Regions from separate parts of the Mus musculus genome. Here regions 1 and 3 are each linked to region 2. Evidence: chromatin contacts called from ENCODE Hi-C or POLR2A ChIA-PET data. All regions are on one chromosome and are shown on one strand. The core of a region is the stretch at or near the end of the contact, and the rest is flanking DNA. Distances in the headings are between cores, read along the strand shown.

The links. Hi-C counts contacts between places; a loop is a spot of excess contacts on that map. ChIA-PET counts read pairs that join two places held with the same protein, here RNA polymerase II (POLR2A).
Region 1: a map of heart shows a loop between it and region 2 (5-fold over the local background). The contact joins the promoter of Elmod2 here to the promoter of Tecr in region 2. A Hi-C loop is called at or near these places in 2 of 37 maps with a recorded cell type or tissue (adrenal gland and heart). POLR2A ChIA-PET finds 5 or more read pairs at or near these places in 1 of 5 experiments (embryonic stem cell).
Region 3: a loop to region 2 is called in a map of v-Abl transformed pro-B cells, with 2.2 times the contacts of the local background. The contact joins the promoter of Tbc1d9 here to the promoter of Tecr in region 2. A Hi-C loop is called at or near these places in 1 of 37 maps with a recorded cell type or tissue (v-Abl transformed pro-B cells). POLR2A ChIA-PET finds 5 or more read pairs at or near these places in 1 of 5 experiments (embryonic stem cell).

The regions. Positions count from the first base shown.
Region 1 is chr8:83,330,669-83,335,053 of GRCm38, forward strand. It overlaps Elmod2 (ELMO/CED-12 domain containing 2), which reads right to left and starts at 1,818. Exons shown (of 9, transcript NM_178736.5): 1 at 1,682-1,818; 2 at 443-590. The coding sequence starts at 584. Gm32327 (predicted gene, 32327) reads left to right here and starts at 1,951. Exons shown (of 2, transcript NR_168721.1): 1 at 1,951-2,382.
Region 2 is chr8:83,591,613-83,596,095 of GRCm38, forward strand. It overlaps Tecr (trans-2,3-enoyl-CoA reductase), which reads right to left and starts at 2,879. Exons shown (of 13, transcript NM_134118.5): 1 at 2,728-2,879. The coding sequence starts at 2,742. All of the region lies in intron 2 of D830024N08Rik (a long non-coding RNA gene), which reads left to right.
Region 3 is chr8:83,161,945-83,166,943 of GRCm38, forward strand. It overlaps Tbc1d9 (TBC1 domain family, member 9), which reads left to right and starts at 3,408. Exons shown (of 21, transcript NM_001111304.1): 1 at 3,408-4,260. The coding sequence starts at 4,131.

The DNA.
Region 1 (4,385 bases), core at 568-3,067, 260 kb before region 2:
TATAAAGTTTGCACGACCAATGGGCCTCTCTTTCCACTGATGGTCGACTAGGCCATCTTCTGATTCATATGCAGCTAGAGACACGAGCTCCAGGGGGTACTCTTCAATCTTTACCTCATACATTTGTGTAAAAATTTCAAATGGAAGAGAGAATAATTTTCTAGTAAACAATTGAAAATATAATCTGAATAATAACTGATACATTTTTAAGACACCCAAAAGGCTCGTTTTTTGGATACATATGGGATGTTTTAGGAAGTTTCTTTTTATATATTCAGTGCTCAATTCAATAGTCAGTAGTAGAATGAAAAGAACTTAAAGACCACAAAGCTTAAGAAACTCAGCTGCAGTGACTCGCTCAAATCAAACTCCCATGGGGTGAGCAGAAGAATTCAGTTAGGTTATAATTAATGTTGAATTTTCTTTATTTTGAAGGTATTACCTATTCTGTAGGTCCTCTGTGCCCCTCCATAGGTGTCAAAAATTCGCTGCAATTCACATTTCCCAGTCATCTGCCGTAAGAGCCATTTCATCCAAAATCGGAAAAAGTGTCCATAGAAAAACTCCCACAGAGACACGAACATGTTTCCCTGGAAAGAGGATATAAACACACAAGCTTAACGGTCTCAAACTGGAATTATAAAACTGAAAAAGAAATTAAGTTGATCCAACTCCCCAAATGATAATGAAATATATTATTCCATTGTGTCTATTTTGTGAGTGTTTAATTCATCAGGCAAGGAAATAACATACAACAGCTTAAATAATGATTTGCCAAATGGTCACTTGAAAAAAAAATGTAAAAAGTAGCCAAATAACTGGCCAAATTATTTAATCGCTAAAAAGAATAACCACATTTCATTTTTGCCAAATATTATATTTAATATTTTGGATTCATACTTCCGTTTTTCATCCCTTGAAACTTGGAACAAAGAAGTTCAAGAATAAAAGGACCAACCGAGCAACAATTTCAAATCTACCACACATCAGATGTGGCTTCCCAAAAAATGAGCTCTTCTCAGCCTTGGTTGAGAGCGCGCCCAGCTGTCCCTGTCAGCTGACTCCGACAAATGAAAACACTACAAGTGGCTTACAAACTGAAGCATACAGGTTGGGAAACCGAGCAGATGGCATCCTGACGAATTCATCATTGTTCTAGTCAGTAGGTGAAGGGCAGAGACACCAAGAGGTTAAAAAACAAAAAACCCCACAAAATCTATACACTTGATATAACTGATCTTGCAATAAAACTCTTTTCGGGTGCTAAACGAAGGGGAGGAGGGATACCGGGAACTCCAGCCCTGGGATTCGCAGACACACCCTCTCTGCGCCCGGGCCCGAGGAGCTGTCAAATTCGAAATCCCCGCAAGGCAAGGCACCAGGTGTCGGTGCCAGACACGCGGATCAGGATCTTTAAAATGAGTCATCCCGTCGGCGCTTGTCGGGACGAAGCGGGCAGAAGTGCCAGGCGCAGGCAGGCCGTCCCGCCGAGCCCCAGGGCCTCGGGAAACCGAGTGCGAGCCCCGTGGGCACCGCGCCGTCCCGCCCCTCTCGCGCGCGGGAACGCTGCACAAAGCCCCGACGGCCCCCGCACCCTGCGGGTTATCCGCGGGACGCCAGCGAGGCTTGCGCAGCCGCACGCCAGCAACTCAGAGTGAGAGAAAAATAAAACAGCAGCCACCTCACAGGAGCGGAAGAACTAGGGGGAAGCTGGCACTGCCTCGGTTTCCCCAGCTGCAAACACCGGCAACGGAAACGACGCTCTACGTGGAGCGCTCCCTGCGAACACCGCGACCCGGAAGTCCGCACGGAGGCTGCGGGGGCGGGGTGTCTCTTGGCTCCGCGCCCCGCCTCTTCGTCTTCTTCCGATTGGCTCGCTCTCAGCCTATCGCCGGCGCGGAAGGAGGGGCCCGCGGGCAGGCGCGCCAGACGCTGGACGGTTCCCATGGCAACGGCGGCGGCCGCACTCCCAGCCCAGCGCCAACGAGTTCCCTGTGGACTCGGCCTGGGAACTTTGCTCTGGGCTTTCCGGGACTCTTCCACCGCGGGCGTGACCACAGCACTTTCACTTACATTTCCTAATCTGCGAAGTGATTATTTCCCATCTTTATGAGGCACAAAGGAAACTTGGGTCGAAGGCACTTTATGGATGACGCAAAAGAACTTGCGTGACTAAGTGTGTGCAATGAGAAGTTGCGAGTTTTTCCTCTGAAAACAAACATGGAACACTTAATTCATCAAACGTTCATTTCTTAACATCGTTTCTACTGGAGGAATAATCTGTGCCTTTTTTTTAAACCTCAAAAGTATGGTTTTTATGTGCTAGGTGGTCTTCTACAAGGGACTCGCACGCCAAACCAACCAGCAAAAGCATAGTATCAGGTGAAGCTGCCTAACAAAGTTATTAAGGGGATTAGGGAGTAGGGGAAGGGATCATTACATACAGCGGAATCAGCAAAGTAAGGATAAGCGTTACTAGAGGAGATGAGGGAGTGTGCTGGGCCAGCTTCAGGAGGAAGACTGATCCACAGGACAGTAAATGTAGAAGTCCTGGGTTAGGAATGTATTACAAAAGGCTGATGGCACAATAATGGGGTTGGTGGGTTGGATAAGAAAGAGCCAAGTGGAGAGAAGGCTAAATATAAAAGAAGTTAAAAATGAAACAAAAGAAATTCCTGAATTGGGCACGCTCATGCATGCCTGTAATTACATGCCAGCTGGAGGGTGATGTGGGCAGGGAGATCTGCAGTTCAAGGCTACTTAAGGATCTGCCTAAAAAAGTAGATAGATAGATAGATAGATAGATAGATAGATAGATAGATAGATAGATAGATAGACAGACAGACAGACAGTTTAGCCTCCTACCCAAACAAGATTCCTGGCTCCTTGGTCCCCTTGTCAGGACCAACCACTATTAGTTCCTTATACTTCCAAAAATATTCAAGCCAGTGTCTTGTCTATGCCCCATCCATCTCCGTGTTAGGTCTGATTAAGTGCGCAGTACATGCCTTTCCAATTTTTCTTTTTTTCAAGACAGGGTTTCTCTGTGTAGCCCTGGCTGTCCTGTCACTTTGTAGACCAGGCTGGCCTCGAACTCAGAAATCCACCTGACTCTGCCTCCTGAGTGCTGGGATTAAAGGCATGCACCACCACGCCCGGCATGCCTTTCCATTTTAAAGGTAGATTCTTCTTGTAGAGCATAAACCTATGAAGGGCAGACAAGCCACCACCTTTGCCCCATGGGAGTGAAATATTTCGTGGAGACCATCTCTCTCCCTGTCTCCAGTCAAGTTCTTGTCCCGCCCTCCTCTAAGAATGGAGTGGTCAGACAACAAAGACGTGTTATTGACACTCTGGGATTAACAGCCTTTACAAGATAAAAACTAGTTTAAACAGATTGCCATGTAGGATTTTACTATTCAGAGCCATTTGAACTCTCAGTTCCTGAAAGCATACAGCTCTAGCAGGTCACTGGACCAGCATGGTGGCCAAGCTGGGACTCAAGGCTCTGAAGCTGCAAGTCTGGAAGTCTACATCAGAGTAGGTATCACAGCAGTGGGTCTTGGAGTCAGGAAGCAGCTGCAGAGACAATTCCCTTCTTAGCCAGACTGCAAACTCTTGGAGAAATGAACCCTCTGCCTCAGCTGCTGGCCATATCCTGGAGCAGCCTCAGGTGAGCTCCCTGCCCAGAGTAGAAGGACCAGGGAGCCTCCAGTCAAATCCATCCCCCGGGAGTGTTGGAGGCAGCCTTTCTTCTATATGCTCCTGCAGTAAGCTGTTCTGTTTCTATAGCTTTGAGTATCCAAATTTATAGGTTACCAAGCAGGCCCTGATTGGCAAATCTTGAAAATGGGTATGTCCTGAAAGTGGAAGAATTAGAATTTAGGATCAATCAAGGAAGAGTTATCAAATCTAATGGGGTAGGGGTAAACCCAGAGACCAGCAAAAGTTCTCAGTCAAGTACACAGCTCTCTGTTAGAGTAGGAAAATGTAAAAGAAATCTCTTGGCCAGCCACACACCATCTTTGGCGCGAACCCAGCAGAGGGTCCCAAGGTCCCTAGAGGACTCTCCACGATGCAGGCCCCCTAGCACACCAAGGGCCTCAGGATCACTAGTGAGTAGAATGCAAAATCAATTTCAAAGAATCCTGGAGGGTCTTGTGCCAGCAGGAACAGGGACAAAGGAACCCTGCCCTACCAGAGGATGGAATTCTTTCCTGTCAGAGCCAGCTGCGCACCATCTTCAGCGTGAACCCAGTACAGGGTGCCAAGGTCCCCAGAGGACTCTACACCTGGGACTTTGGGATCACTGGAGGCAGAGTTGAGACCCAGACCCCTGGGCACCTTCCTTGCCAGAGGAGAGTCCCGCCTCCAGGGAGGGCTCT
Region 2 (4,483 bases), core at 1,629-4,128:
TAATGGGGATTAAGCTGACACTTTTCCCCATCTTAACTATGAAAGCATCTCTCCCATTTTTATTGGTCTGTACCAATAAAATGGTACTGCAAATGGCTCTGCAAACTGGGCTAGAAGATAGCAGATGCTCCTGTCCCAAAACTATGGCCTCAGTGTGTATTAAACAAATGTCAACAGAGAATAAAAATATATATATATATATATATGAAATAACTTTTTTTTCACCAAGGTCACATTGGCTTTTTGGGGTTTTTTCCCATTTATTTTATTTATTTATCTATTTATTTATTCATGTCACATACTCATTACAGCCCCCTTTCTCCTCCCGGCCCCCCTCACATAGCTTCCCCCACCCCCTCCCCTTCTCCTCTGATAAAAGAGAAGCCCCCCTGGTTACCAACCCACTCTGGAACATCAAGTCACTGCAGGACCAAGCGCATTCTCTCCACTGAGGCCAGACAAGGCAGCCCAGTTAGGGACACAGGATCCACAGGCAGGCATCAGTCAGGAACTCTGTCCCTGCTCCAGTTGTCTATGAAGACCAAGCTGCACATCTGCTACGTATGTGTGGAGGGCCCAGGTCCAGCCTTTGTTTGCTCTTTCGTGGGTGGTTCGGTCTCTGGGAGACCCCAAGGGTCCAGGTTACTTGGTTCTGTTGGTCTTCCTGTGGTGTTCTCTCCAGGCCCCTCAAACTTTGTTTTTATTTATTTATTTATTTATTTATTTTTGTCTATTTCATTTGGTTTGCATTTTTGAGACAGGATCTCTAGCCCCAGTTGGCATCAAACTCACTATGTAGTTGAAGATAACCTTGCATCCTTCTGCCTCCATGTCCCAAGACCTGGAACTACAGGCGTGTACCAGCTTGCTTGCCGGGTTTTCCTCAGGGCCAGGGATCCGACCCAGGTTAGGAAAGTGCTCTACCAAATGAGCTCCACCCCTATTCCCCAGTTTGGTTCTTCCCTGCCTTTGTGCTGCTGTGGAACCCAGAGCCTCCGAGCCGCGTGTGTGCACACTTGTGCATACAACTGCTCTGCCGGAGGAACTACCATCAGCCCATCGAGGCACTGGGAGAAATCAGGCTCTGAAATAAACCAGATCAAGTTTTCCAGGCCAAACTGTGAGCCTCAGGCTGTGTTCACACTCCTTGAAACAAAGCACCCGCCCCAAGTCTCAGAAGCCTACCTGGCCTGATTTTCTACTAGCAAATTAAAATGATTGGCTGCAAACTCCATCATCCGCCTGTACTTCTCAAACTGAACATGGCTTTTCCCCCAGAGCAAGAGAGGGGGTGGGAAAGGAAAAACACCCCAGGGAACAAACCTCCTTTTGAAAGCACAGAGTTGATGGGGCGTAAGGATTGCAGACTCCCATCTCTGGTCCTCTGGCATCATGTTAAAAAAAAAAAAAGAAAAAAGACTGGGGATTTCAAGATTCATTTCACAGGCCCTGGGAAAACTACCAACAATAATCATGATACAGAAGATGAATAGCAATATTAGTATTCAACTTGTGATAAAAAAAAATAGGATTATTTCCTATGTATTGGAGGTTCCTGAAGTATGCCAATTTCCAGAGACAAGTGGTGGTTGCCAGGGGCTGGGGGAGGAGGGAATGGGGAGATACTGTACACTGCTGTACAGCTTCAGTTTTACAAGATCAAAGAGAGTTTAGAGTACTTGCCTAGCAGGAGAAAAGCCCTGAGTTCTAAGCCTAGCACTACAAACTGAGGGAGCAGGCAGGGAAGGGGAAAAAAAAAAAAAACAAAAAAAACCCTAACCTAAGGCTAGGCTGAGGTTGACTAAATTCATCACAAATTTAAGATCTGAGGGGAGAAATACACACAACTCTCAGCTTGGCAGCTTTCATTTACCCGGAACCGCACTGCTAGTGGTTAGAAACTATGCCTTTGAAAAGAAATCTGCATTTCCTTTCTGTTCTGCAATTACTAGCAGGGACCTTCCAACAACTCACTGGACATCTCTGACTTTCACCTACATAGTAACAAACTACAAATCCCTCCGCAGAGGACTATGAGTCTGAGGACATAACAAAACCTCAGTAATACGGTAGTTAGCCCTGACTAATGTATTCTTACTATGAATGTGAGCAGTGAGTTACTGTTTTATGATGATTACTTAAAAGTCAGCAACAACGAAATTAGTATCATCAGGTCGAGAAGAGCATTAGAAGATTTGGTTTTAAGAGGAAAGGTGACCCAAGATACAGTCAGAAGACATGAGCTTCCAGAATGGTCTTGCGCATTCAGATTTCTTCCCTGGCGGTCACGGGCTGGCGTGACCCTGGAACCAACTCCCTCGCCGCCCAGGCATCTTGGCGAGGTGGGTGCGAAGGTCGGAAGAGGCAGGCTGGCTGCAGAGCCCCTCCTGAGCCCGAGGCGCTGACAACGTGCAAGGATTGTGCAAGAGAATCGTTCGTACCAAAACCAAGTGCTCCGCACCGCACTCCTCCTGAACACCTGCCACTCAGGCCATCAAGGATGCTGCAAGGAAGCTGCAAGCTTCTCCTAGGCCCTGCAAGACCCTAAGAAAAGGCATCCCCAAACAACCTGGGTGGCAGGTTTATAAATACCCCCCTGCACATGCGCAATGAGACTACACTGCGCCTGCGCCATGGCGGAGAGTCAGACCATAAAAAAAGGTTCCGAGGCCCTGCAGGACACTTGCGGTCTGCGGTAATCATGGCCCAGGGCCCCGCGCTGCTTACCTCGTAGTGCTTCATGGTTCTTCCACAGGATGGCACCTGCTCTGCTGCAACTGAGTGGCCGCCGTACCGCACCAAACACCACCCAGCTCCACACACACTCGGGGAGCAGCACTCCCGGACTCCGGCTCCGCCCCCCTCTATGCGTGCGTCCCTCCTGCCAATCAGCGTGGGGTGCACCCACTGCTCGCGCCACACAACTGACCAATCAGATTTCTCGATCCAAGGAGCGCAGCGGACCCCCTCCCCCCCACTTTGGCAAGCAAGATTAAAACCCGGCCACCCACCAATCAAAAGGAAGCCTGGGCGCCGCGCGCCCTCTGGCTCCGCCCATTGCAGTGTTGCGGTGGAAATCCAGCGACGTCAGGCTGAGGGGTCAATGCGGCAAAACGAGAACAAAGAGCTGCGTGGCCCGGAGAGCCAGGCTTGGGGTGAATTCGTAGATGTAGAGAAGCTCATCTAAGAGATGAGACCTCAGATTATCATCCATCACCAGGACCCTTGAAAGGACTCCAGATATCACGAATGGAGAAAGGAAAAGAAAACCTGCACCGCATTCTACAGGTGCCCCTCCTAAAACAGCTCCTGTCAGTTGAGCTGGCCCTAGAAGCAAAACCACCTTTGTCTCTGCCTGCGTTATCGTGTACAGTTTGGTTACTACTGGCCACATGTAGCTACTGAGCCCTTGAAATATACAGGAAAAAAATGACAGGTGCTGCCAGTCTAAAAATACAGGACATCAGAGAACAGTGCAGAGAAAGACGACATTACAGGGGCTGGTGAGATGGCTCAGTGGGTAAGAGCACCAACTACTCTTCCAAAGGTACTGAGTTCAAATCCCAACAACCACATGGTGGCTCACAACCACCCATAATGAGATCTGATGCCCTCTTCTGGTGCGTTTGAAGACAGCTACAGTGAACTTATTTTAATAAATAAATCTTTGGACCGGAGCAAGTGGGGTTGGCCAGAGCAAGCAGAGGTGTAGAGGTCCTAAATTCAATTCCCAACAATCACATTAAGGTTCACAACCATCTGTACAACTACAGTGTGTACTCATATATATAGAATAAATAAATCTTAAAAAAAAAAAGACATTACAAATGAAGGCATTTGGTATCCTACCTAATGGGCTCAATTCAATCCCAGGGACCCACATAATGTAAGGCCGGAACAGAGACACCATGGCACATGTGCAAGCACACATATACACACACTCTCATAAGTAAATATAAAATGTTAAAAGCCTAGTGCAGCCAGATTCTGCTTGCTGTAGTCTGCAGCCTGAATATATATATGTATATACTGCAGGAATAAATGTTCAGACATGGCATTTAGGGTTAGTTTAATAATATTATATAACAGGCCCAATAAAATTGTAGACTTTCTTGCCAGAAAAAGGGGGGAGGGGCTGTGGATCAGAACAGACGTTTTCAGTAGAAGAAATACAAATGGCTAACATATATCTCAAAGTATTCATCATTCTTTAGAGTTAGAGAAACAGAAATTAAACTTTGAGGCTTCATCTCATCTCTGTCAGAATGGATAAAACCAATAAAACAACCATTAACAAATTCTAGAGGGCGTGTAGGGAAAGGTAACCCCTTGTTCACTGCTGGGAGGATTGCAAACTGGTGTAGCCACTATGGAAATAAGTTTGAGAATTCTCAAAAAGCCAAAAAAATAAACCATATAATCCAGCTATACTGCTCCTTGGCATATGACCAAAGGACTTCTCACTCCACAGATACTTGCTCAG
Region 3 (4,999 bases), core at 2,158-4,657, 430 kb before region 2:
TCCCTATCTAAGCATCTGTTGCATGCTTTTCTCTTCATATGAAATGAAGTCATTTTGGAGCTTTAAAACAAAATGAACAGAACACTGAAGCTGTTCATTCATCTCACAGACTGTTAGAATAGCTAGAGCCTCCACGGATCATTTCTAATTGAGATGTATTTGATTATTTGTTCATTACAACACCACCTTATAATAAAGGCGCAGAAAGCAGAATTATAACGACTCTGGTTATACCGGAAAGAAGGTAGTCTAAAGAAACCCTTGTGGTGTCCTCCTCTCCTTTAAATGTCATACCATTGAAATAATGGTTCCCCCCAAATTAGATTTTCCTCCAAAATCTTATGTTGGATGGAATAGTTTGAAGCCTGGTGCCAGTAAGAAAATGAAATTGTACCCAAGGAATAGATTCCATTCAGTAGAATACCTTGTCAGATCACCCTGCAGGATAGACAGGAGCTAAGACAGTGACGATTGACAGGACCATACCCTGACCAGGGCTGCTTAGTTCATGTAAACCTATGCCTTAGAGCATTCCAGGACCCTGAAGATGGACGGGGGTAGGGGTAGGGGGATGGAGAGATGGGGTGATGGGGGTGAGACTGGGTAGGGATAGAGGGGTGGGGGGATGAGAGCCACCCAACATCTTTGTTCCAGTTCCCAATGAGGCCATATTGAGTAATCTCTTTTCTCTCCTTTTCAGTGCCTCTTACCTGTTTAACTAGCCTGTGATAATGGGCAGTTAAGCCTAGCTTGTTAGGGCTATCAGGCCCAGACTCTGATCCTGAAACCTGTTAGAAGCTTGGCACCAGCAGGTCACCACAAACTCCCTGTAATTCATCCATTTTGGTCAATGCCCTTAGGTTATCTGGTAGTCTAATTTGCCATATGTCCTCCATGAAAATAACTAAAGGTTGTGTGTGTGTGTGTGTTTATTCTGTTCAAAGTCCAAGTTTGTTCTCCAAGCATTTTTTTGAAAGATTTGTCTTATTACTAATTTTATGTTTTAATCTTTGCAAAGGCAGAGTTTTCCCTATGTTTTGTTCAATTTCTGTCCCCATGCCATGGGTATAATAGACATTCTATTGAATTAATGAGTAGGTGATTCAATGCATGCATTGCACAAGAAAATCATATTTTGGCGCCAAAACACTAATGAAAAGCTAAGCTAAATTTACACTTTAGGTTGTGTAGAGGTTTTGGTGTCAAGTCATGTATTTGTTGGTTTGATTTGGTTTTTGGAAAAAGGGTTTCTCTGTGTAGCCCTGGTCTGTCATGGAACTCACTGTGGAATAGGCTGGCCTTGAACTCACTCTCAGAGGTGCAAACGCCTCTGCTGGGATTAAAGGTGTGCGCCACCATGCCCAGCAAGCCAGGTGTGTGATCAAGATAAGGATCCTACAAATGGTGTGATTATGGGACCTTGTAGATTCTTTGAAAATGCTACTTTACAAGGTGGGCAGTTATGGAGAAGACCTTTAATCCCATCATTTGAGAGACAGAAGCAGGCAGATCTCTGAGTTTGAGGCCAACCTGGTCTACATTTGAGTTCCAGGACATCCAGGGCTACACAAAGAAATCCTGTTTCAAAAAAGAAAAAAAAAATACTAGTTACAGAAAGTACCTGTTGTTTTTTGCTTGTTGATTTTAATACTGAAAGTGCCAAACTATTACCAAATATTTAGGTCCACAACCCAATACCTCAGTTTCTATGTAGGAAGTAGAAATTGGTAATGGAAAACAATCTTTATTGTGTTTGCCAAACAAGACAGAAAGCACAAACTTTCTCTCCGTTGTGCCCATAGAAGTGCCTACATTACAGAAACCCAAGACATAAAGGACAGAAAAAACCCACAAAAAAACAGAAGCTAGATTTAACTGTGAGACAGTCTAATGCATGCTTTTCTCAAGGTGGAGAGACTTGAGTTCAGGCTGCCCCACTGTCTCCGTTCTCAGCATGGCGGGTTTATTGTAGTTTTAGAAATTATACTGCCACAAAGCAACATACCTGCGTCTGTTAACTGTGTTGAGCATCTTTAAAGGCCTGAAGGTCTAGTGTCTGTCTCCTAAAGAGACTGAAGATGAAAAACAGGTGAAAAGCCAGACCGTTGCTAGTGCAGACCAACCAGAGAGCTTCATGCTTATGCTTCATGAGCCCAGAGGCTCTTGAGTGCAAAGCCATTCTGGGCTACACAGTGGGACCCTGTCAATGGACAGGTATCTAAATGATTAAACAAATCAGGGAGAAGACCCTTGTGGTGACAGGAAGAGAGCCTTGTACTTCTTTAGCACCCTCAGGGCTGGGCACAAAGCCTTGATGGAATGGCTGCCAGTTTGCTCATTCAGCTACTTGGAAGAGTCCTTAACACAGTCAGAAACACACCCAAACCGCTCTTAGTCCATCTGTACTGTTGTCATGAAATACTTGAGATGGTAACTCTTTTTGTTGTTGTTGTTGTTCGAGACAGGGTTTTTCTGTGTAGCCCTGGCTGTCCTGGAACTCACTTTGTAGACCAGGCTGGCCCCGAACTCAGAAATCCACCTGCCTCTGCCTCCCGAGTGCTGGGATTAAAGGCGTGCGCCACCACACCTGGCAAGATGAGTAACTCTTAAAGGAAAGACTTTTATTTCGCATGGTTGTCAAGGTCAGTAAGTCTACAACCATGTGGGCCACATCTGCTGCTGGTTCTGTCTGCTTCCTCACAGAGTTGAGCTGATGGATAAACTAACCCAACTCCTGTGTGCTGCTTTCTGTGTCTTTCTCCATTCCTGATGAGGGACCCCACTCGGCCTAATTGCCTCTAATGGCCCCACAGATTAATGCTGTCACAGTGACTGAATTTGGGGTTGGAAGGACACATTTAAATCATAGGTACACACATAAAAAATGTGTTTGAATGGTTTGGTTATTTGAAAAGAGGAGATTCTCACGATTGGCTAACTTTTGGGCCATTGCAGAGTCTAGTCAACAACTCTGGTCATCTGAAAAGGAAAACCTCTTTGGCTGAAAACATTTCTCCGATCTCTCGGGTGAATGCATTTAGTCGCGTACGATACGCAGTAAATGAGCTGAGACCAGAAAGGGATTCCAGGAATGCAGGGAAAGACAAATTGTTAAAAGCATAAAGTTGCCTGGTCTGAGTGCCTCTGGTTTAATTTTCATAAACAAACAAACAAACAAACAATGCTAGTGTCCCTCAAAGCTCCTAATGCCCAATATAGGAACAGCTGTGGGGAGAATTAGTTGGTTTAAGCTTTTGGTCTGTTTCCAACTTCTCTATAGCTTACGCCCTGTAGGTCAAGGAAAGAAGTGATGTAATGCATTTAGCTGGGCCACTTTAATTACAAAGGAATGGAAGGGGAGTGGCCACCGGTGGTGACAAGTTTAGCGCGTGACTTGATCCAGGGATGCAGGAAACAAAAACATTACCAACCATTGGCTGCGTCCACCTTGGACTCCTGGCTCTAGAGCCAGGTCTGGAACCTGGGAACACACGTTTCCGGGGCAGGGGTGGCGCTGTCCCGCCGAGCGTCAGCCTTGAATACACACGCCACACGCAGGCTCTGGGAGCGGGGCAGCTTCCTCCCTGCTGGGATGGGCGTGGGGCCCTGCGCTCCGCACACAGTCCCTACCGGGCTCGCGAGAAGCCACCCGCGGTCACCCGGGCTCGCGGCGACTGAGCCGCGCTGTCGTCATTCATTCCCAGCGCCGGGAGCGTCCTTCCAGCTCGTTGCCCCGACGCGCAGTGTCCACGAGCGGTGATCTCGGGCTCGGCAGCTGGTGATCACGGCGCCCTGGGGGCTCGGATTCCCGCACAAGCTCGCCCTTGAACACCGCCGCGCCCTGAGACCGAGCCCCGACGCTTGCTCGCCCTGCGGTGGGCAGGGCCGGGCTGCGAGGCTGTGCACTTGGCGAGCGAGGAGCCGTAGGGAGGATGCTACTTGCTGGGTCCCGATCCCCGTCGTCGTTCCCGGCTGCCCGCTGGGTCTTTGTCGCGGGCCGGGAGCCGCGGGCCGCAGCCTGCTGAAGGCCGTCGCGGCCCCGCACCCACGGGCGGGAGGGCGCGCGTGTGCCCGGGAGAGCGCGCCAGTGTGCGGGCCTCTTTGTGCGACTGCCCGCGGCCACCAGGACCATGTGGGTGAATCCGGAGGAGGTACTGCTGGCCAACGCGCTGTGGATCACCGAGAGAGCCAACCCCTACTTCATTCTGCAACGAAGGAAGGGCCACGGGGGCGACGGGGGTGGCGGCGGCGGATTGGCGGGTAAGAACGGGCACTGCGGGAGGCTCCGCCCGGGGCTCTGGCTGCGGACACCCGGGACGCCGCCCGGTCTCCGGGGCTGGGCCTTTTGCCGGCCCTGTCTGGGGGCCTGGAAGGTGTCTCGAGTTGTGATTTTATTTTCCCCCAGACTAGGAGAGAAACGCCTCTTTCCTGACCCTGTCGGGCGATGGGGTCTTTGAGTTCTGGGTGACCCATAGTGGGTTAAGATGAAATTAGCAATGAGTGAATTATTAAGAATCGAACGCCGGGTTGCATACTCTCCCTACCCCCCTTTAACATACTGCTGAATGTATTGAGAAGAGAGATGGAAGATGCTTAGCTTGGACTCAGCTGTCTTTATGGGCAATTAGGTATAAAATACCCTTTTGTTACCAGGGAAGCAATCTGTCAAGAGGCTGATGTGGTCACTTCCTACATGACCTATGAGAATGAATAAGGAAAATGGAATTCTTTTGTTGCATGAGATCTGACATAAAACAAAGCAAGTTATTTGGTTCTGGTCATAAAAAGAATTCGCTGTATAACTGCATTTTAACTAGTTCAGTTAGTTCTCAAACTCCTTCAACAAAATGTTACCAAGATTATTAGCAATCTTTCTCTCTTATAACCCGGTTATTTCCATATTAACTAGCTGTTTTGCATAGGGGGAGGTTACAGGTAATACTGACTTTCAGTGCTAGAGATAGTGGGCCTTCCTTCATGTACTAGAATATTTATTATA